Regions from separate parts of the Mus musculus genome. Here region 1 is linked to region 2. Evidence: chromatin loops called from intact Hi-C (ENCODE). Cell type or tissue: heart. All regions are shown on one strand. Links, peaks and the distances in the headings refer to the core of each region. The heading gives the core; the rest is flanking DNA. Region 1 overlaps Gm39783 (a long non-coding RNA gene). Region 2 overlaps Ptpa (protein phosphatase 2 protein activator).

Evidence for each region. Hi-C counts contacts between places; a loop is a spot of excess contacts. Peaks named below come from ENCODE experiments on the same cell type or tissue, not always from the same donor. Only the 100,000 strongest peaks of a DNase experiment are listed, where the experiment ranks them.
Region 1: a loop joins it to region 2, with 2.0 times the contacts of the local background. A loop is called at or near these places in 1 of 42 quality-filtered maps.

The regions. Positions count from the first base shown.
Region 1 is chr2:30,773,956-30,778,339 of GRCm38, forward strand. Gm39783 (a long non-coding RNA gene) reads left to right here. Exons shown (of 4, transcript XR_001783261.2): 3 at 1,209-1,259. Among named protein-coding and RNA genes, the nearest start is that of Gm39783, 4.6 kb to the left of the region's middle. In heart, for the core only: a CTCF peak has its summit at 2,197 (motif pointing left); no DNase peak of the experiment used is centred there; H3K27ac peaks cover 3,082 bases.
Region 2 is chr2:30,433,442-30,437,825 of GRCm38, forward strand. It overlaps Ptpa (protein phosphatase 2 protein activator), which reads left to right. Exons shown (of 10, transcript NM_138748.5): 5 at 2,123-2,240; 6 at 4,129-4,228. Among named protein-coding and RNA genes, the nearest start is that of Ptpa, 20 kb to the left of the region's middle. In heart, for the core only: CTCF peaks have their summits at 2,566 (motif pointing right) and 2,871; DNase peaks (open chromatin) are centred at 2,187, 2,520, 2,910 and 3,530; H3K27ac peaks cover 498 bases.

The DNA.
Region 1 (4,384 bases), core at 269-4,268, 340 kb after region 2:
GGGAGAAACAGCCATTTCTGGTGTCCTATGCTGTGCCCTTGGGTGGTCCTAGCTTACTAGGTGTGCAATGGGCATGGTGGCTGTTGGAAAGGAGGGCATAATGATAGGACTAAGGGACATATTTGGTGGTTAGGGAGGCGTACAGTGGGGACATGGTCATGATACCCAATGTTCTTCCTGGAGTAATGGCTTAATAAGATATTAGAACAGGAAACCAGGCAATGGTGGTGCATGCCTTTAATGCCAGCACTCAGGTGCCAGGGGCAGGTGGATCTGAATTCGAGATCAGCCAGGTCTACAGAACAAATTTCAGGACAGCCAGGACTACACAGAGAAACTCTGTCTTTGAAAACAAAACAAATACAAAAGATTGGAACAGGCAACTAAGTACAGCACCCTGAGCCCAAAGCCCACCATGGCGGCAGTGTTGTGAACCCAGCACTGGGGTCATGTTATCTATGGACCCCATCATACCTCCTAGGTGGATATGAGTTTCTCCCTACCATAGCTCCACTCTGCCAGGTGGAAGTCTTGGTTACCTGGAACAGGAGGGGAAGAAAAAAAGGGGGCAGGGGAGAAGGGAAGTTACCCCTCCTGGCACAGCACAGGACTCACTAAGTTCAAAGTCACTCCTGCATCGGGTTACAGTGGGGTCTTCCAGCTAGGACCAACAGGCAAGAGGAGTCAGGATTTCTGTATGAGACTTGCCCATAAAGATTCTAACTCATCGTGGAGAGACTTTGGTAGAAAAGTTTTGCACAGGCAGCCAGGACCTCAAAGGGGGCTGCTGGAAGTGGATTGGCAACCCTGGACACCTTGGTGTCTCTTGGCTTGGTGGCATAACGCAGGCTAACTGTGGAGCAGCCCCTGTAGGCTCATGGGAGCCCTACACCCACACCTCACCTGAATCTCACCTCCCGCCTCCCCACAGACACTTAGACAGTCACACAGAGATAAGCAGGGGAGGCAAAGCACAAGGTACTGAGAGGCAGTGGGTTTGACACGTTGCTCGGACAAAATACAGGAGAGAGACCATTCAAGAAAGGAAGGTTTACTCTAGCCCACAGTTTAGGGCTACAACCAGCGGTGGTGGGGGAATCCTGAGAGAGGCATCTGGAGGCAGCTGGTTACATTGTGCTCACTTCAGGGAGCAGGGAGCAGCGCCTGTTGCTGCTTAAGCTTTCTTCTCCTTTTCTTTCAACCATCAGTTACCATGGATCTTCCAGGGCAGCTCACCTAATCCAGATGATCCCTCACAGGTATGTCCAAAAGCGTATCTCCTCCGGGACTCTAGACCCTATCAATATTGCATCTAGAATCAATATAAACCATTGCAGAGGCTTTTGAACAGGTAACTCTGGTAGCCCTAAGGGCTGGACTCCTGGCTTCAACCAGGCAGAGCTCGATAGTACCGGTCCACATTAACTCTTTCCCCTGCTGTCTGTTACCTGTCCCCTTCATCCTAGCCAAAAAAAAAAAAAGCTGGGTACACCTGCCTTTCTTTAAAGCCCCCTTCAGGAAAACCTAGACCAAGACTTGTCATGGGGCAGGAAGGGGGGACGAGGACCTCAAATAGACAGGTTAAAGTCTTACCCCGGTACTCAGAATGTGACCTCAGCTGGGCTTGCCTGTAATCCCAGAAAAGGAGGTAGAGACAGAGAGATCGGTAGTCCAAGGTCATCCTCAGCTACTTAATGAATATGAGGCCAGCCTGGGCTACAGGAGACGCTGTCTCAAAACAAACAAGCAAGCATACAAAAGAACGGCTGTATTTGAAGATGAGATATGCGGTCTGAATGTCACTCCCTACTGTGTCCCTGTTAAACTGTAGTCTCTAATGTGAACGGGATTGAGAAGCAGGGTCCTGGACTGAAGAAATGACTCAGGGGTTAAGAGCACTTGCTGCTCTTTCAGGCGACCAGAGTTTGGTTCCTGGTACCTCAATCCCTGGCTCACGACCACCAGGGACTTTGGATCACTCCACTCCAGAGGATCCAATGGCTTCTGTACTCATATCCACATATCCCTCTCCCCACATACATACACATACTTCAAGTTTTAAAAACGAAGAATGGGTCTCAGAGAGATGGCTCAGCCATTAAGAGCACTGGCTGCTCTTGCAGAGGACCGGGGTTCAAACCTCAACACCTATGTGGAGGCTCACAACCATCTATAAATCCAGTTTCAGGAGATCCAACGCCCTCTACTGGCTTCCATTGATACTGCATGATTCATATACATACATGAGGCAAAACCCTATTAAGCATAAAATTAAACAACAGCAAAAAGTAGTGAGTTCTGGATGTGGGATGCTCAGGCCCCAGCAATGGCCATTGTGAAGGAGGCCACAAGAAGCCTGCTTGGTTCTCTCATAATATTAGATCCCAGCAAGAAAATGAACCCAGAAGAGCAGATCCTCACCATACACAAAGGCTGCTAGCGCCTAGATCTATCTTGCCCTGAGGGAAGCGAAGGTCAGCATCTGTGGTGTGTAAACCACCCTGCCAGTAGTGTTTGTTACAGAAGCACAAACTGAACTGTGGGGTCCTTAACGAGATGCTGTTTTCAAATGGTAAGAGGACCCCGGCAAGAGCCAGGCAGTGGTGGCGTACGCCTTTAATCCCAGCACTTGGGAGGCAGAGGCAGGTGGATCTCCGGGTTCAAGGCCAGCCTGGTCTACAGAGTGAGTTCCAGGACAGCCAGAGCTATACAGAGAAACCCTGTCTCGAAAACAAAACAAAACAAAAAAACAAAAGAGGAGCCCCGGCAGAATTGGGTTTTCCTGAAGGGAGGAACACAGGACACCCACAGAGGAAGGGCCACTGTGTGGAGACAGTGTGGGAACAGCTACCACCTGCAAGTGGTACTGGCTGTCCAGCTCAGGCACTATCCCAGGACCCTGAATTTAGGATGTGCTTCAGTTGTACCCCAGCCCAGACCCCAACTGGAGTCTCCAGAGCCCAAGCCCTTGACTCAAACTGTGTGCCCCCAGGACCCAGAGTGTCTCCTCAGGGATTCTTGCCACTCTCTCTGCTCTCTCCTTCAGCCGTGTTGGAGACCTCTCTGCACTGCCAGCTGGGCACTGCTTCCCAGCTTGTTGCCATCCCTCCTCCCTCCCATCCCTCTTGCCTTCCATCCCTCCTCTTTCTCATCCCTCCTCCCTCTCCTCCCTCTTTCCTCCCATCTCTCCCCCTCCCATCCCTCCTCCCTTCCATCCCTCCTCCCTCTCCTCCCTCTTCCTTCCCATCCCTCCTCCCTCCCATCCCTCCTCCCTCCCATCCCTCCTTCCTCCCATCCCTCCTCCCTTCCATCCCTCCTCCCTCTCCTTCCTCCTCCCTTCCATATCTCCTCCGTCCTATCTCCCATCCCTCTTCCCTCCTCCGTTCCACCCCTCCTCCCTTCCATCCCTCCCCCTTTGAAGGTTCTCCTGCTGGCTCCACACATACTCACATGCACAGACCCCACCCCTACCTCCTCACCCCCTCCAGGCAGGCCCTCTAAGTACTCTCTACAGATTCTCTTAAGGCCTACAGCAAACCAGATGCAGCATGCCCTTGGAGAGACCATGTCCTCCATCTTCATCAACATCACAGCAGGGTGAAGGTGACAGCTACCTGCCTATGCTGAGCCTGATGCCATGAGCCATGGGAGCGTCTCCCCTGCCCCTGCATCAGGGCCAGCATGATCTCTAGTTTATACATGAGGATCCAGGGCACAGAGAGGTAGGAGCTCTGCCTAAGGACACACAGTAGTTAAGTGTAGACTGGATTCCTCCTAGGCCTTAGGACAGGCTCCCCCCCCCCCAACCCCCAGAAGCAAAACTCATGGAAGAGGTATGAGTCTCAAGTGATACAGCCAACACAGGCCCTTCCCTGAGGGCAGGTAGTAGGCTAGCACCATTGAGAAGATAGAACATCAAGATTGGCTTGTGGGGCATTTTCTTAGTGATTGGTGTCATAGGCCCAGCACACTGTGGGTGGTGCGACCCCTGAGCTGTAAGAAACAGACTGAGCAAGAGATGAGGAACAAGCCAGCAGGCAGCACTCCTCCATGGCCTCTGCGTTGGTTTCTGGCTCGAGTTCCTGCCCTGGCTTCCCTCAGGGATGGAGTGTGATTAATAATAGACCTGTCCCTCCCCAGGTGCCTTTTGGTCATGGTGTTTATCATAGGAATCGAAAGCTAACTAGGGTAACCTCAAAGATCTCTGCCCTGGAGAGAGAAGATGCTGAACACAGTACCCGGTGGAGCCAAGAACAAGGCAGAATAGATATGGAGGCCTCACGGGGGTTGGGTGGGGTACAGTAGGTGAGGCTGGCTAACTTTGATGGTCTGGATGTATGAGATGCCAGGCTAAGGCTATGTGACCCCTGGGAGAGAAGCTAGG
Region 2 (4,384 bases), core at 111-4,110:
TTACAGAATCTGCTTCTCTGTAAACTTGACAAGCCAGGCCTCCACTGTCTGCATTTCTTTCAACACTCACTCAAGCTCCCATGGAACAGCCCAGTAAGCTCTAAAGACTTGATGTCTTCCCTGCTCAAAGTTCCAAACACTTCCCCAGTCTCCAACAAAACATGGTCCAGTCCATCGATTCAACACCCCACTCCTGGAACCTGTTGTTCTTTTAGTCATGGTGTTCATTGCAGCAGCAGAGACTCAAACTGACATCATTAGAAAAATCTGTTTTACTCCCAGAATCCATTCTTCATTTTGGTTTTTTCATTTTTTTGAACTCAGGTTGGTGACTCAGATCGAAGTTTTTAAAGAATCAAATATCCTCTGGGGCTGGAGAGAGAACTCAGCAGTTAGGAGCACATGCTACTATTTTTTGAGACAGTCTTCCTAGTTCATCCTGGTTGTCCTGGAACTTGCTCTGTAGGTTGGCCTCAAACTAACAGAGATCCTCCTTTCTCTGCCTCCTGAGTATTGGAGTTAAAGGCCTCTGCCACCATGCCTAGCCATGCATGGCTACCCTTAGAGCAAGCCTGACTTCAGTTCCCAGAGCCCAATGCTGAGTGCTAACAACTCCCTGTAACTGCAGCTCCAGTGGCTCCAACAGCCTCTTTGGACTCCAAGGGCACTTGCATGCATGTGACAAAACATGCATGGCACAAAGTATACACACGGTTATAAAATAAACCTTAAAAACAAGGCAAACATCTCAATACAATCTAGAGATCCATTACCTTGGCAGCAGGGACATTAGAAGTCCGTGTTGTCTGTAGTTGAGCCATTCTGTTTCTGTTAGAGAACACCTTGTGTAGAGAAAGCCCTGCAGTTCATAATTGACCAGAGTCCCAGGATCTGAGCCTGTGTGTCAGTCAGCGTTTGTTGGCACTGTGTAGCATAATGGCACACGTAACAGCATGCATGTACAGAGGCGCATGTGGTATGCTCAGAACTGAGCCTGTACTGACATGTTGCAGCCGAGGAGAACACTGTCGGAAACACTGTGGACTCACAAATGTGCATGCTTTTGAATAGGTTTCTAATGAACGCCATAAAGTCTCTGTCCTGTGCGGCCCGCCCCCCAGCCCGTGCTTTTGAGGGCTGTGGAGAGTGGGTGCTGCGAGACTCTGCCCCCAAGGTTTTGGTCTTGGGAAGAAGTTGCCTCTTCGGAGCACTGGGAAAATAGAGCTTTGGGTCTCTGGAGAGCAGCTGTACTCACAGGCCAGGCAGGGATGCCTCCAGCTCCAGTTGGAGAGATGCTATTTACTAATCTGTCACTCTGTGAGCACACCACTGTCTGGGAGGGTGCAGCCTTAGGGCCCCCCCCCCCCCCCCCCCCCCCCCCCGCTGCTGCACTCTGGTGATACGTGGCCTTGGTGTCTCAGAAGATAGACTTTAGTTAGAAGTCAGAACTTGGAAGAAAGCTAGCAGTAGCTAAGCAAGTTGCAGCAGCCTGGGGTCAGTGTTTGCAGTGCTCCTACCACCCAAGCAAGCTGCAGAGCACCCCCCGCCCTCTGCCAGGCAGGCCCGGCACGCTCGGGAACGCTGCTCTCCCGGCCTCTCTCCATTACTGTTGCAGACATGGGTTTTATTTGTGTTTGGCGTGCATGTTTGGGTAGTCTCCTTTACTTGACCTTATGTCGGTCAGGTTCACTGCTGTCACTGGAGACGGATCCTTTTCTTTGTTGTGTAGTATTGTGTTGCAGAACTCTGTGTGGTGTATTTATTTTGGGACATTGTCGTTGAGTTTTTATGTTCTGACTGGGATAACTAATGCTGTTTGGAACCTTCCCGTGCATGTCATGGCAGACTCTAGCCTGCATGCTTACTGCTCTGGGAGTGGACCCAGCAACTATGGGGATAATAGGCTGGACATCCCATAATCTCTGTAGACCTTGGGGCGCATTGATGCCTTATCTTGCTCCCAAGTCACCCTAGGAGTTCCCTCCCCTTTTCTAGCTTCTCAGAACTGGGAAGCAGGCGAGCCTCGATGCCTGGACCCCAGGCAGATGCTTCCCAGTGGCTGCCTGCTCACCCAGGTGCTGCCTAATCTGCTGCCACCACTGTGTGTCTCTTATGTTATCAGGAAGCAGAAAACTTGGTGGCCACAGTGGTCCCCACCCACCTGGCTGCTGCTGTGCCTGAAGTGGCAGTTTACCTGAAGGAGGCTGTGGGGAACTCCACACGAATTGACTATGGCACAGGTATCTGCTGCTGAGGGCTCTGGGTGATGGGGACCTTGCTGCTTTCTTCATGTTGCCTGAGCTGCTTTCTCTATGCTCCACACAGTCTTGGGGGGTCTCTGAGAAAGCAACAGTTTGTCAGGCCCCTGAGAAGTAGGGAGGGGTGTGTGTGTGTGTGTGTGTGTGTGTGTGTGTGTGTGTGTGTGTGTGTATGTGTAGGGTGTATGGGTGTATGGGTGTGGGAATGTATGGGTTTCAGCAGTGTTGTTGGGAGGGATAGTGACTGCTGGCTCTATCTTATGCCACCAGGTGGTGCTATTGCCACAGGCACGACACTGCTGAGAGTTGGTTTCTGTTCTTGGTGAAGCTGGCTTCTATTTAGATGCCTCATCACTCTAGAGATAGTTTATTGAGCACTTACTAAGGGCAGATGCCTAGAGAAGAAAAACCTTTGATAGCCCACTCTCTCCTCACCTCTCTTGTCTCTCAGCCATTTTCTTTGTGCTGATGATCTTTGGCTCTGTCATCCATTTTGGCTAAGCTGTTGCAGGGACTTTAAAGAGACGTGGTCTCTAGGTTGAGATAGCCTCCATAGTCCAGGAGACCCATTGTGATAAGGGCTTCCTTTCCTCTTTTCACTAAAGTAGGCATTTGAGAGATGTGCTGTCTCCCGCTTGGTTGGGAAGGAGAGCTAGAGGGCGCACGAGTGTCAGCAAGCCCTGGGGAAGGCGTGCCTGGAGGCAGAGCCTTGGAGAACTTTGTCCTCTGTTCCTCTTGCTGCTGACAACAGTTCTGAGACTCTGGGATATGGGGAGCTTTGATTAATGCCCAACTAGGAAAAGAGTTCTGGGGCATGGGGTAGCCTGGCTGTCATTTGGAAATTTATTTATTTATTTATTTTAGCTTAGTTTCATTTGTTTATTTGTTTATTTATTTATTATAAGTGAGGGCCTCTTTAGGGGTGGTTGTGAGCCACCATGTGGTTGCTGGGATTTGAACTCAGGGCCTCTGGAAGAACAGTCAGTGCTCTTAACCGCTGAGCCATCTCTCCAGAACCCCATTCGGAAATTTATAGGTGACCATAATTGAGCGTGTGTGCATCCATATCTGGCAGCTGTCTGGTCTGCAGAGGTCGCTTGAAACACCTGGCTGCACCTCCCTCCAGTTGTCTTACTACATAAGGAACAGGATCTAGGGTCTAGCCAGTGCTCTGTGCAGAGCTGACTGCTGCTGGGTATGACTAGGAGAGGAGGGTCCTCCTCCCTCGTGATCCCTCATCAGGGCTCACGCAAGCTCTTAGCATGGCTGTTCACATCCATCTGGTCAGAGCCGCCTTCTGTGCCCTCTGCTGGAGGCACACTGACTACTTACTGTGGCCTTTGTGTGCTGTTGCTTCTGGCTAAAATGATTTCCTACTCTCCTTTGTGCTGGCCACCTCCCGTTCCTCTTTTATTTTAAACATTATTTCCTTAGGAGAAAACCTTGAACTCTGAAATTAGGGTCCCCCTAGGATGTGCCTCAGTTACCCACTTGTCTCCCAAATAGCTAAACTCAAAGTAGTAACTATATATTTAATATTTAATGTCTGTGGTCTCTGACTAATCATGAGCTCTTTGAGGCAAGGACTCATTTGTTACTGGGATCCAGCATGGACAGTGTCTGCCCAAATAGTAGGTGCTCAATAAGCTGGGGTTTCTAATTGGTCAAACCCATAAAGTAAGGTGCAGGTGCCTGTGCAGGAAGTCGCCTCAGGCCCCTCAGGAAGAGTGCCAGTGCTTGTGCTTGTTGAAAGGCTCAGGTCTTCTGGACTGGGAGGAGGTCTCTACCTCAGTATGGGCCTTCCTGCTCAAGGGAGTTGGGTGCGGGGGGCCTTCTAGAAGATGTCAGCTTGGGCCATTTTCTTCCCCAGGGCATGAGGCTGCCTTTGCTGCTTTCCTCTGTTGTCTCTGCAAGATTGGTGTACTCCGGGTGGACGACCAGGTGGCTATTGTCTTCAAGGTGTTTGATAGGTGAGTCACCGTGGAGTGGAGGAGATGGCATGTGGTTCCTGGTGTTCATCACATACAGGCGCTGTTCTGAGGCTAATTTATACAACCTTATGCAGTAACACTGCCTGCCTCTTATAGAAGAGGAAACAGCCAGGCATCTGCTGACATCATAGTCCA